3 separate regions of the Homo sapiens genome follow, and regions 2 and 3 are each linked to region 1. The links are chromatin contacts, found by Hi-C or POLR2A ChIA-PET in ENCODE. All regions are on one chromosome and are shown on one strand. The core of a region is the stretch at or near the end of the contact, and the rest is flanking DNA. Distances in the headings are between cores, read along the strand shown.

Evidence for each region. A loop is a pair of places that touch in the nucleus more often than their neighbours do. ChIA-PET counts read pairs that join two places held with the same protein, here RNA polymerase II (POLR2A). Pooled maps may share reads with other maps.
Region 2: a loop to region 1 is called in a pooled map, with 2.6 times the contacts of the local background. The contact joins the promoter of GIMAP5 here to the promoter of LINC00996 in region 1. A Hi-C loop is called at or near these places in 14 of 168 maps with a recorded cell type or tissue (CD4-positive, alpha-beta T cell, CD8-positive, alpha-beta T cell, GM11168 and 9 more), 2 of 37 single-sample maps with no recorded cell type and 18 of 50 pooled maps. POLR2A ChIA-PET finds 5 or more read pairs at or near these places in 15 of 52 experiments (CD4-positive, alpha-beta T cell, CD4-positive, alpha-beta memory T cell, CD8-positive, alpha-beta T cell and 9 more).
Region 3: a loop to region 1 is called in a map with no recorded cell type, with 14 times the contacts of the local background. The contact joins the enhancer-like site here to the promoter of LINC00996 in region 1. A Hi-C loop is called at or near these places in 1 of 168 maps with a recorded cell type or tissue (B cell), 12 of 37 single-sample maps with no recorded cell type and 14 of 50 pooled maps.

Annotation. Positions count from the first base shown.
Region 1 is chr7:150,432,218-150,434,917 of GRCh38, forward strand. It overlaps LINC00996 (long intergenic non-protein coding RNA 996), which reads left to right and starts at 1,437. Exons shown (of 4, transcript NR_034033.1): 1 at 1,437-1,612. RefSeq lists an enhancer at 1,578-1,677.
Region 2 is chr7:150,736,062-150,738,761 of GRCh38, forward strand. GIMAP5 (GTPase, IMAP family member 5) reads left to right here and starts at 1,357. Exons shown (of 3, transcript NM_018384.5): 1 at 1,357-1,647. It overlaps GIMAP1-GIMAP5 (GIMAP1-GIMAP5 readthrough), which reads left to right. Exons shown (of 5, transcript NM_001303630.2): 3 at 1,444-1,647. RefSeq lists enhancers at 1-478, 1,354-1,433.
Region 3 is chr7:150,897,270-150,899,969 of GRCh38, forward strand. No RefSeq gene overlaps it. Among named protein-coding and RNA genes, the nearest start is that of AOC1, 46 kb to the left of the region's middle. RefSeq lists an enhancer at 1,252-1,546 and silencers at 1,252-1,412, 1,430-1,489. Within about 2 kb of position 1,387, at least 4 of the 41 ENCODE cell types and tissues checked have a DNase peak (open chromatin) inside an H3K27ac peak, as active enhancers do; they include B cell, where a contact is called at or near this core.

The sequences.
Region 1 (2,700 bases), core at 187-2,686:
GGAGAACTTAGAATCGTCATGCCAACTTCTGGAGGCAATGGTCTTCAGATCCGCTTGGCTGTGGCCAAACTACAGGGTGTCATGGAGAAACACAGTCTGGTGGGAGGGGGCAGATGATGAAAGCAGAAGACAGGAAAGACAAAGACTTCTTGGTGTTATCTTCCATGGTGAGTGTGCAGTTTCCATATTCTCCAGCTATGAACTTGAACTCAATGGGAGAAATCTCCCAGTAAGATGTTATGTGGGTGGTGGCCGAGTAGGGGTGGGTTGGTCGCTGTGAACTGTCTGAGACTCTCCTGTCTTAACATTGGAGAAATGGAGACTTGAAGAGGTGAAGCAAATTTCCCTAGATGACTTGGGAACGTTGGGTTGTGGGGAGTTGGGTTTGAACTTGGACATTCAGTTTTGAATCCACGTGCTTACAGAGGGGTAGAGAAGGCTCTAGGGCATGAGAGTCAATTACTCAGCAGAGAAGGGAAAGGGAGAAGATTTCACACATTCCTGCCCTTCTGAGTTGATTTCAATCCTATCTGAGTAATAGACATCATTATGGTTAATATTTGTCTCTGATTGGTCGTCTTTGTTTTGACTCCCCCTGAATTAAGGATTCAAGGGCAAGTAGTTTATTTGAGAGTGGATCCCGAGAAACCCTGGTGGGGGAGTGGGAAAGTGAGAAAGAGAGGAGGCCACTGGAGGATGACTGGTAAGTTCATTTCCACTTTGGGCCACTGAGCTTGATCCTGCTGGGGAACCCTGGCAGGTACGTCTCAGATGCCAACCATGGAGCAAGAACACAGGGGTGTTCTTTCCATCTGGCCTTGGTGGCAGCATCTCCCAGGGGCACTGTGTCCCTGGTGCTCTGGTCTGTGGAGAGTCATAGGTGCTCTTGTTAAGCATCTGTGTGCACGGAGAGGAGAGTGCTTGGGAGGGATAGGGGGTGGCATCAAGGGCATCTGCAAACCTCAGGCAGCTGGAGGATGGCCAGGTGGCTGCCTCTCTGTAGCTCGTGTCCTGAAGTGTCTTTCTGTGCCCACTTATTTGTGCTCGACCTTGGGCTGCAAGTTTGTTGATAGTTACAGGGGGTGGCTCCAGCCACCGTGTTGGGTGTCTCACCCTGTCCAACCCCTGATCTTTATTGTGGACCAGGCTATAGACAGATCTTTGTCAGCTGCCCCTGTGAGTCTTCTGTGCAGACACCTTCCTGTGGAAGAGTTGGTCTCTGGTCACTGTTTCAAGTCTCTGCTGCGGCCACAGCTTTCTTATCTCTCACTTTGGGGATCTCAGGAAATGAGACACCAGGAGGTGTCTGCTGTACAAAATCCTATTTGCTCAAGGAACCTGCATATCTCAGCTCATGTTTCTTAATCATTTTTCTGATTCTAAAAAGTCGATGACAAAACTTCGATAGAAACACAGTTCTAGCATTTGGGATTGGAGGAAGAAGTGTATTCAGCATTCTACCTTCTTCCTGATTCTGTGAGCTTAGACCTGCTTCCACTTTCAATCTCTCTCATTGCAGGCTGAAGAGGACTGGCCTTTCAGTGGCCCTCGTGGAACGGTAGGAAGCTGAGCTGGACTCTCTGCCACATCGTTCGGTTCCCACAACAGCCTGGTAGGTCGGGGTAGTCACTTCCATTTGGGAGATGAGGAAGTCGAAGGAGAGAGCTAGAGTGAGCCAGAACTTAGGGCTGATCACAAATTGGATGAGTAATTGAGATAACTAGGATGGCCCCTAGCTAAGGCTGCAGGCAATGCCCCAAGGAGACTGTCACCTTTTTGTTACAATTTTCCAGGGTGTGATAGGACTTAGGAGGATGGTGTGTCTGTCCCTAGGACTGTAGGTTGTTCTAGAGAAAAACAAAATTTTAAGGACTTTTTCTTTGTGCATATGCCTCAGGTAGGCATCATGTGGGCCTAGGCAATAGGACCTAGGAAGGAGACTCCCCTGTTCCCAGGCCTGCCGCTCCTACTCAGGAGGCTGAAGGGTCCCCACCCCAACTAACCACAGAGTCAGACACATTCTTCCTAACACACCTTCCTCCCGACCTCCCAGCTTCCCTCTTTGTCACTGAAGTCATAGACTTTTTTTTTTGAAGAATTATCAACCTAAATAACAAACAGAAGCGATTCTCCAAAGATGATGAATTTATTTGGAAATGAGCAGCATGATTGTGATGCGGAGTGCCCGTGCCACAGCAGCCATGGGCGCATCCAGGAGGCTGAGGCAAGGGGAAGCTTTTAAGGGCACAAGGAAGACTGGGTGTGGTGACTCACGCCTATAATCCCAGCACTTTGGGAGGCTGAGTCGGGTGGATCACTTGAGGTCCGGAGTTCAAGACCAGCATGATAAACATGGTGAAACCCCATTTCTACTGAAAATACAAAATTAGCTGGGCATGATGGCACATGCCTGTAATCCCAGCTACCTGGGAGGCTGAGGCAGGAGAATCGCTTGAACTTGGGAGGCAGAGGTTGCAATGAGTCAAGATCGTACCATTGCACTCTAGCCTCGGCAATAAGAGCGAAACTTGGTCTCAAAAAAATAAAGGCAAAAGGAGGAGTGCACAGGAGTTGTTGAGTTGTTTTTGAACAAAGAGAACATTGGTTACTTGGGCACAGGAGTTGAGGTCAGATTCTTAGTGGAGATGGCATGTGAGGTGAGAGTGCTCCAACATGTGGCCGGCCGTCCAGTGACTCCTG
Region 2 (2,700 bases), core at 107-2,606, 300 kb after region 1:
CTTGTAAGTGTGAAATCTTTCTCTACCCTTTGTAATGCAAATCTTTTTAAAAGCTGTTTGACAGCCCAGGGCTGTCTGTAGAGCATCTGGAAGCCATCCCTTTGAAATGCAAACATCAAGGAAGGTAGCGTCCCCACCTCCCAGTCTCTGTGTGAAAATAGGGGCCTAATTTAGGAGCCTAACTTAGGTAGGAGCCTGACATCTGCCAGCACCTTTCTGAGTTGCAAATCTTCCTCTTGCCATAGAGGATGTGAGAAGTTTACTTTTCCTCTGGAAAGACAATTAGCCAACACAGATGATTACTGAGTGAATTTAGGATGAACTATGCATGTCAAAGGGTGCTGTCAAGTCCTCTTACTTGAGGATTAGTTATGGTTTAACTTGAGAACACGTGTGTAATAGGTGGCACCTGCCTGGCTGTATAACCAGGTGGCATCCCTCTCCGTCTTTGCAATCTCTTCCTGGATTGTCTGGGATCCAGATCACATTCTGGTTCAATGGACATTCAATAATAAAATTGTTTTCTTTCTCTTCTGCCTCTGTGGAGAGGTTTTCTGGGCTAGCAGGAGATTGTTTAAAATTGTTTTCCCATCAAGTCTTAGACAATTGTTACCATATGACTGTAAGCCCCACTTCAAATGTCAACAGAAAAGGATATGGGGATTCTCTGGGCCATGACGGCCCTCCGCCTAAGTCCCACTGTGTTCTCCATCGCATAATTGCCTTATGTCCACTGCCCTAACCTTAAATGGCAATCAGGTTTATGTCCACTGCCCTAACCTTAAATGGCAATCAGGTTTATGTCCACTGCTCTAGCCTTAAATGGCAATCAATTCAAAAATAGAGGTTCTATCACCCTGCTTTCAACCCTTACCAGATAAACTGACACGTAGACTCCACAATGTCCCCACAGGGTGGGCTCCATCACGTGCCAGACAGCTTACCAGGGTCAGTCACGAGCCCAGAGTCAAACCCTGCAAGGGCTTGTTCTGGTCCTCTTTGGACCAGAGTGCCTTTCTGATCCTGGTTAGCAGAAACTTTCCAGAAGCAGAGCCTGTGAGAAGGGGCCCAAGAGTGCTGGGAGGAGAAGGTGCCCCGGTGATGGGTGCTGAGGGCAGCAGCTGCTGCCCAGAACTTTCCAGTCACTAGGGACCTTTTCTGAACTTGGAAGTGGGAGAGTCTGTAATTCCCTTCATATCTCCTTCTTCCAAATACTGCTTGCTTGAAACAGTCAAAAAAAAAAAAAAAAGGAAATGGGATGGGGCACACTGTCCCAGGGCAGGCTCATGACAGGAAGTGACCCGTTAAGGAAGCAGCACATCGCTGCATTCGGCTGGTTTTCAGGGTCTTGTTCCCAATCAGTTTCCAGCCAACACCAGGGTGTCCTAGTCCGCAGAGGTGTGGGGGACACACTCCATAATCTCTACTTTTCTTTTTGTGCAGCTGAGTCATGGAGCTTTCAGCCCCAGCACATGGCTCCTCCTTAACTGCGTCTGCTCAACCTCCCTCAGCCCTGTGAACAGCATCCCCGCACACAGACGCAGAGCAGGACTCTCTCTGCTGCCACTTCACCTTCCTGAGAGAGGACCAGCGGCCAGAGCCTCAGTGACTGCCACCCTGGAGGACAGGGCACAACAACCGTTTCTGGTAAGGAGAACTGGGTTTATGCTCACAGAGACTTTGGGAATTGAAAGGATCACAGTTTGGTCACAGCTGTTCATTTCTGACATGACCTTGCACAGATCCCCTCACTTCTGGGTTCGCTGGTCAGTAAAACGGGGCAATGGTGATGAGTGTTGCGGGCATCAGCAGGTGCACAGCTGGTGGAGCACAGCCTGAAGAATCTGTGCCTGCACTCACAGCCCAGTCCCAGGACAGCGGGCTTTGCTGCCCCATTGCCCATTACTTAGCCAAGTCGATCTCCATGAAACTCTCAGGGAGTAAGGCTGAACTGATCCTCTCATCAGTGGGACAGATGGGAGAACTGAAGCTCCCAGAGGGTGATAGGCTTTCCCCCATCTCCCCTAGCATGCCGGGGCATTCTTCTCAATTTTACCCTCCTAATTTCTCCTGTCCCAGACCAGCCAGACACGTACCATGTCTCAGACAAGCCTGGGAGCTGAGGATGGATTCTTAGGGCTCCCCAGGGCAAATGTGGGATATTTTCCCACCCCAGGAGCCTCATGTTCCAAACAAGACCCCTGAGTGGACCTTGTCTTGTGACTTTCAACTTCTGAAAACTACCCCATGCTCCCCCAGATGCCCCACATTTTTCCTATGACACCCTGCCGGACGCACACCAAACCGCAAAACACATGATTCCAATACCTGGAAATACATGGGCTGGGGCAGATGGGTGAAGGAGATACTTATGAACAAGGAAGACAAGAAGTGGTTTGATCTTTTCTAAAATAGTATGGAAGAGGCTGCTTTCTTGTAATTTGCTAAAATAAGCTCTTCTCATGGTAAAATCAGGTTCATGCAATTTTCAAATCGGAATGTGCATTTTGTTCATTTGCTTCACCCTTTTCCCTGAGCCAGACCCTCCCACCAGCTTGCCAGAGGCTGCTACTGTCTTGCTTGCACACTGCCTTCCAATCTCTCATGAACTTTGGTCTCTTTTGTGGGACGATTAGTAAAATTTTTCCTTTGGAGAAGACGCCTGTCTTCATTCTCAATTCCTCCACTTTTGTCTGCCCT
Region 3 (2,700 bases), core at 137-2,636, 470 kb after region 1:
AATTTGCAGTTCACAGACCCCAGAATGCAGGGCCAGAGACAGGGACACTCCCAGAGTTACCCGGGACATCCCTGTATGTGTTTGGTTGTGGATCAGAGGAGGGAGAGGCTTGTTCAACACACAGCCACCTGCCCCTCACCAGAGACAGAGACCCTGGGGCTGGGGAGGAATCCAGTCCATTCGCTCCAGACACCCACCCCAGGCTCAGGAACAGTGCAGAAGAGAGACAGGGGCTGGCTCCGAGTGAGAGAGACACCCGCCATTCCCAAACCCTCTTTGCGGAGGACCACGAAGAACCCACCAAGCAGTGTAAGGAAAGAAGAAAACAAACAAGGACTTATGACCCGGGCCCACCTCTCACTCCAGCCCCAAGTCACTTCCCCTTCATGTAAAGCAGGTGTTATTTTGTTTGCGGCTCTTCAGCTGCCAGGTGGGGATGCAAATGAGAAAAGCTGAGACTCAGTTGTTTCACAGAAAGAAGAGGAAACCAGAAGATGTCGGGACACCAGAGCCTGTTGCTTTTCGAGGCCTTTTAGGATAGGGTAGCAATTGAAGGTGGCCTCAGAAAAGGATGATTGGGAAAGGGGGAGGTAACTGAGGTCCCCTCACCTAGCCTGGGGGCCCCTTCTCTTCACCAACACCTACAAACCCTTGGCCTCAAAACCCAGGCAGTGTTCCGGCCACCTCATGTAGCAAGGGGAGCCTGGAGACAGAGGACGGGCCCCGGGTCACACACAGAGTGGCCAGATTGGGTGGAGACCTGCGTGTCCTGGCACCAGGAGTCTCTCCACGAGCCTCTGCAATTTCTCAAACTTCAGTGAGATGAAGACTCATTTTTGCAACTTGGTCTCTATTTGCTGCACTGTTGGCCATTTCAAGCTTGTACCCGCAGTCAGCAAAAGGAAGTGTTAATAAGCTCGCCCACATAAACCCACTTTGCCCACTGCTCAAACCACCGCAAACCAATTTTTCCAGGCTGCTGCCAGGTTAGGCTCCCTTGGTGTTAATTTCCTGCTCAGTAAAGCAGTGAGTCATCTCCCTCCCTTCTCTCCAGCTCTCACTATTGCTCTGAGACCAGAGTCTGCAGCAGAGGGGTCACATGGAATCCTTTAGTACAGAAGTTCACGACCTGGACGAGGAGACGCAGGGACCGCCAACTGGCTCCTTGGAAACTGCCCGCAGTTGATTCCGAAAACACACCTGAGCCGAGAAGCTCCATGCAATCTGGAATTCCTGGAGTTCTTGTCAGCGTCCACTGCCATGCAGGACTCTGGGGCACTTGGCTTGTCATTGGCTAAAAGATGGGCTGGGTTCGAGGTGCAGATAGCTGCATTTTAGCCGCTGGTGCTGTCTCGCTTGGAGGAATGCTGTCTGCCACGCGACCACCAGGTGGCGCACAACACCTCGCGGCGACTGGACCGGGCACGGCTGCCTCTTATTAATCCCGCGGAGAAAACAGAGGCTGGAAATGCCCCCGGGGTGAGGCTTGACCAAGAACGGCAGACTCAAAATGGCTCCCTGTGGACCAAGTTCAGCTGAATGGAACAGAAAAATGTGTTCACAGCGGCTTCAACAAGAGACAGTCGTGTTTCTCTGTAAACACAGTCCTGAGTGGCTTAGGGGCCCCATGAAGGCCTAGGGCACGCAGCCTCCTTCCTCCTCACGGCCTCCACCTGGGATGTAGCCCCCAGCCTCCTAGTCCACGGTGACTGCCAGAGCTCCAGCCATCTCATACAAGTCAGGCAGTAGGATGGAGGAGGGGACAGAGAAGGGTATGGCTACCTTCACTGTGCTTTGCCGGAATTCACAGACATCACTTGTCTTACAACTCATTGGCCAAGCCTTAGCCATGGAGGCTGGGGGTGGGCTCTTTTGCTGGGCTTTGCCACCCCCAAGTAATTTCAGGCTTTAGTTTAGAAGAAGAATATGAGGATGGCTATCTCACGGCGACGTCAGCCACATGTGAATATGCGCCACTGGAGTTCCCCTGCGCCAACCCAGCATATTTCCCATTCCCTGGAAACCTCAATAACTGGGGCTCACTTCCTGCCTGCCCCTTAACCGATTTGACTCCCAAATATATGTCCCATGTCCATATTCTTCTCTTACACGCCAAGACCTGTACCTCTACCTAAACGTCCTGTGAGAACCTCACACTCCACATGTCTAAGCCGGTTTATCACCTCCTCTATCCCCTGCACAGGCCAGCCCTTCCTCCTGTGCTCCCCAGCCCAGGGTCTATCATCATGTCCCTTGACCCAAGCCAAGAACCGAGAGCCTAGGCACCTGCTTCCCTCCACACAGCCCCTCTGCCATCTACCCGTGAGTCCCACCTTCCCAGCATTTCCTGAATTCGTTCCATCTTTCCTTTCCCCATGATGACTTACTGCTCATCACCCTGAGACCCCAGTCTCGCCTCCATCAGACCAACCTCAACGCGGCTTCCAGAGGGGTTGCTCTGAAATCCAGATCAAACCCTGTCACCCTTCTGATTGAAGCCTCCATGGCTCCCAAAATTTTCAACGTGATTTATCAAGACCTTGAGAATCTGACCCATCCCTACATCCTCCACGTATCAGTTAGCATGGGGTAAGCATTTAACATGTGCACAAACCAGGCAGTGACTCCCTCCGTCCTCACAGCTCCTCTCTGAGGTGGCGGGTGACAGTCTGGGTTATTATTATTCAGCAAATACTCACA